Regions from separate parts of the Homo sapiens genome. Here region 2 is linked to region 1. Evidence: chromatin loops called from intact Hi-C (ENCODE). Cell type or tissue: Panc1. All regions are shown on one strand.

What was found. A loop is a pair of places that touch in the nucleus more often than their neighbours do. Peaks named below come from ENCODE experiments on the same cell type or tissue, not always from the same donor. Only the 100,000 strongest peaks of a DNase experiment are listed, where the experiment ranks them.
Region 2: it touches region 1 in a loop (2.1-fold over the local background); 3 of 110 quality-filtered maps call a loop at or near these places.

What each region holds. Positions count from the first base shown.
Region 1 is chr15:41,183,508-41,186,007 of GRCh38, forward strand. EXD1 (exonuclease 3'-5' domain containing 1) reads right to left here. Exons shown (of 12, transcript NM_001286441.2): 12 at 1-1,086. The coding sequence ends at 424. Among named protein-coding and RNA genes, the nearest start is that of EXD1, 46 kb to the right of the region's middle. In Panc1, no CTCF peak of the experiment used is centred here; DNase peaks (open chromatin) are centred at 1,041 and 1,494.
Region 2 is chr15:41,083,613-41,086,112 of GRCh38, forward strand. INO80 (INO80 complex ATPase subunit) reads right to left here. Exons shown (of 36, transcript NM_017553.3): 7 at 1,757-1,971. Among named protein-coding and RNA genes, the nearest start is that of INO80, 31 kb to the right of the region's middle. In Panc1, no CTCF peak of the experiment used is centred here; no DNase peak of the experiment used is centred here.

The sequences.
Region 1 (2,500 bases):
TAAAGTTATCAGGTACCAATTTTTTAAATGAATTGTTAATAGTTTTACCAGGTCTCTTCAAAGGAATCCAAAAGTCAAGAAGCAAAACAAAATTTGAAAATGATGGAGTCTTCCTGATACTAAGCCCAAGATTCTTCCTTTCTTCAAATCCTCTAAACCCAAATTATGAAAAATAATGCACTCTGGTCACTGAGAACATTTCTACACAGTGACATAATCAGAAATTATACTTCTTCCATTATTTAACTTATTCATTCTCATTCTCCGCATACCAGGAACACAGGAGTAAGCAAGAGGATATAATTTTCCCCTGTGACTGAAGCATTACTACATTTACAACATGAGAAACCTGGGCACTGTGGAAAGCCCTGATGGCAAAGGAAATAAGCCATCTGTATGGCCTTAAGAACAAACTGCCCATCTCTAGGGCAGATTTAGAAAAGGACTTATCCAGGAATCGATCTTCTCCAAGGCTGGACAGGGAGGGAGTGTGGAAACCACAGTCTTTCTGATAGGATAAAAAGTGTCACTTGGAGACACTCTGGTTTCCTGAGGAAAGGAAGACATTGAAACAGCCTGTTTTGTGCATTTTAAATCTTCCTTGTTTTCCACCATCAATAACTGTTCTGTCTCCTCTTTCAAAGATAAACTTGCCTGAAACTCATGTTTGGGTGTCATAAAGTGTTCTTTCTGAGTTATTCTCTGGTCCTCTGACCCCTTTGACTTTGTGCAAATGAGTTTGTTACTGGAATCCTCACTGGTTTCCCCTTCCTCTGTGGGAGGTAGATGTTGAGGATTTGTAGCTTGTTTATTCAAAGATTCTTCTTTCAGTAAATTCACATCCCCGTGAAAGTCTTGAGATGTAAAACTTGGAGCTTTATCTATCCTAAAATTTTTACCAAATAAGAAGCCTTTGACTTTCTCCTCTTTCCCTGCTGTCTCTGTCACTAATTTCTTTGGCTGTAGCACTGTCCTTATCAGGAGTCCCTGTGCATTCACCCTATATTCTCTTGCAGCTTTCTCCCTGCGCTGCTTCTGGAAGTCCTTGAGTTGAAGCAGTTCCTCTGGCAGCTCCATACATGTAGGCTAAGAAGAGAAAGCGAACACAAGTTTATTATAACTAAACTTCTGAATATGGTACTTAAAATCACTTTTTTTTTTTTTTGAGATGGAGTCTCGCTCTGTCGCCCAGGCTGAAGTGCAGTGGCACGATCTCGGCTCACTGCAAGCTCTGCCTCCTGGGTTCAGGCCATTCTCCTGCCTCAGCCTCCCAAGTAGCTGGGACTACAGGCGCCTGCCACCACGCCCAGCTAATTTTTTTTCTATTGTTAGTAGAGACAGAGTTTCACTGCGTTAGCCAAGATGGTCTCGATCTCCTGACCTCGTGATCCACCTGCCTCGGCCTCCCAAAGTGCTGGGATTACAGTCGTGAGCCATAGTGCCCGGCCTGAAATCACTTCTGTTGTACCAAATGGTAATTGGTAAATGAGAGTCTATTCAAATGTGTTCATATAGCACCCTCTGGTGTCTTCAATTATAGTAGTATCATTTTTCTAGTAATTTCAATATTTTGAAAAGGCAGTGAATCCATAGGGCTGTGTGTCTCTGTGTGTATGCACGTATGTATAAAGACTATACAGGAAAAGTTAGTCTCCCTTCCAGCCTGGCCTCAGCTGCGTTAGCAGGTACATCTTCTTAGAGCAGTTTCTTGTGTTATCTCCCAAAGATAGTCTACTCATGTATGATCATATACATATTTTTTCATTGGATTACATTTTTATTTTCCTCCAAATTTTTATTTTGTTATCTCTTTCAGGTTTTGGGAAGTTTTTTGTTTTGTTTTGTTTTGATTTTTTTAGACAGGGTCTTGCTCTGTTGCCTTGGCTGGAGTGCAATGGTGTGATCATGGCTCACTGTAACCTATAACACCTGGCCTTTAGTGATCCTCCTGCCTCAGCCTCCTGGGTAGCTGGAAGCACAGGTGCATGCCACCATGCCTTGCTAATTTTTGTGGGGTTTTTTTTGAGACAGGGCCTTGCTCTGTCACCCAGGCTGAAGTACAGTGGTGTGATCATGGCTTACTGCAATCTCCACCTCCTGGGCTCAAGCAATCCTCCCACGTCAGCCTCCCCCACTCAGAGGAGCTGCAACTTCAGGTGTGTGCCACCACGCCTGGCTAATATTTAATTTTTTTGTAGAGACAGGGTTTCACTATGCTGGCCAGGCTGGTCTTGAATCCCTGGGCTCAAGTGATCCTCCCACCTCAGCCTCCCAAAGTGCTGGGATTATAAGCATGAGCCACCACACCCGGCATCCGATTATATTTTTTAGCTGCTTGTATGGATATCAAAAATCTAGTAATTTTTACATTTGTACCCAGGCACTTTATAAATTGTCTTTTTGTTTGTGGTAGTCTTTTTCAGTTGTTTCTCTTCAGTTTTTAGTTGTATAGCTGGCAAGTCATAATTCTGATTCCTTTTTTCAATTTCCATAGCTCATA
Region 2 (2,500 bases), 100 kb before region 1:
CAGAAGTGGGAGAATCGCTGAAACCCAGGAGGCAGAGGTTGCAGTGAGCCAAGATCACACACCTGTACTCCAGCCAGGGCAAGAGACGAGACTCCGTCTCAAAAAAAAAAAAAAAAAAAAATTAAAACACACTATAACCTCCATAGTTTAAAAAGTGTCATACTAACCTATATGAAGTATATGTGTAAGATGCAGATCTAGTTTTATCTAAATTGCTACCCAGTTGTCTCGGCACTACTAATTTGTAAGTCCACCAGCTTATTCTACTCATCTATTTGCCTATTCATGTGCCAGTACCATACTTTTTTAACTGTAGAGGTTTTGTAGCGTGTTCTAACGTTTAGTGGGGATTTTTCCAATTCTTCCCCAGCTACTCCTACATTCTGACTTCATCACATGGACTTTAGTATCAACTTTTCTCAATTCATAAAATATCCCGTTTCTAAAAAAAATCCAATTTATAATGAAATATCCTGTTCCTATCAGGATTGCACTCAATTCATCCTTAAGAGTAATATGTAAACAACTGGTGAATCTCACTTAAGGGTAAACAGACATTCCTTGGACTATAATTGCAACTTCTTTAAAAAAAAAAAAAAAACGCTACATATGGCATCTGGTTTGCAACTATTAATTTTGAAATTATATCAAAATAACATGTTATTGGCTGGGCGTGGTGGCGCACACCTGTAATCCCAACACTTTATGAGGCGGAGCCAGGCAGATCACCTGGGGTCAAGAGTTCGAGACCAGCCTGGCCAACATGGTGAAACCCCATCTCTACCAAAATACAAAAATTAGCTGGGCATGGTGGCATCTGCCTGTAGCCCCAGGTACTTGGAAGGCTAAGGAAGGAGAATTGTTTGAACCTGGGAAGCGGAGGTTGCAGTGAGCCGAGATGATGACACTGCAATCCAGCCCAGGCGACAGAGCAAGACTCCATCTCAAAAATAATAATAATAAAATAAAATGTTATCAAAACCAAATGAATTAAGAGGAAAAATGCTTATACATGTTTAACTCGTTCACATTTTATTCTAGTGCCTGTGATTATCCAGCAACATTCAAACATTTGTAAATTCTCTAAGAAACATATCAACTCCTTTTTATTTTATTTAATTTTTGAGATAAAATAAATAAATATTTATTATGTTACACATTCTGTTACACAAGCTAGAGTGCAGTGGTGCGATCTCAGCTCGCTGCAGCCTCAACCTCCTGGGCTCTATCTATCCTGCCTCAGCCACTTGCATAGGGAGGGCTACAAACATGTGCCGCTACGCCCAGTTCATTTTTGTAGTTTTTGGAGAGATGGGGTTTCACCATGCTGTCCAGACTGGTCTCAAACTCCTGGGCTCAAGCGATCTACCCACCTCAGCCTCCCAAAGTGCTGGGATTACAGGTGTGACCTGCCATGCCTGGCCTCTTTTTAATTTTTTCTAATATCACCTATAAATTGGCTGTCAAGTATCTATTGCTATATTTAGGAAAACTGCATTCTTTTCTTGAAGAAGTTGTCCTCCAATTTTTTGACCACGGAGCATCACACAATAACTAATTGTCTTGTGAATTCTGACCACATTCTAGAAGAAACTGTTAACTGAAAGAGTACTACTCAGCATTTTCTTGATTCCAACAGATTAGTTTCTTTGCAGAATTCCTATCTGTGAAAGTATCTAGCTCTCAGAGTTCCTCTTTAGTGGGTGGGGAGAGAAAACATTCTCCTAATTTCCATCTCCTGGAGGCATTCACTTACCTTTGGTAGTTCCTTTTTCACAATGCTGAGCCATACTTTCCTGCGACGAGCATTCAGCTGCTCAATGGATAAGTGCTTTTTCTTAGTGCCAGGGGGAGGTGCATCGTGAGAAAACTTGGCAAAGACTTTGGTCTGGTGGTGATGGCGACGAGGGGATTCTTCAGAGGAAAGTTCTTCATCTCTTCGTCTTTTTTTCTTCACTTTTTTCAACTTAGCTGCAAAAGAAACAGATGCAACAGGTTGCACTTCCACAGGAGATAGTCACAAAGCAACCTCATGACTTAAAACATGCAAGGTTCTTTCCTTATTCCACCTGACACTGACAACACATATCCCTTTATCTACTCAGACCCATGAATATTCCTTGAGGAAGAAAAGTAACAGAGAAGAAGAAACATACTGATTGATACCTCACTAACCTGGAAAAGAACACTGGATACTCACTCTGTTTATATGAAAGTGAAATACAGAATAAAACCCGAGAACCAAATTTCTTTTATTTTTTTTCCGAGACGGAGCCTCGCCCTGTCGCCCAGGTTGGAGTGCAATGGTGCAATCTCGGCTCACTGCAACCTCCACCTCCCAGGTTCAAGCGATTCTCCCGCTTCAGCCTCCCGAGTAGCTGGGACTACAGGCGCGTGGCAAGAACCAAATTTCTTTTGAACCTAATAGGTAAGGATGTGTCTGAGGTATCACAGACTCAAGTAATAGTCAAAGGAAGGAAACTTATTTCTACTTGGTGGC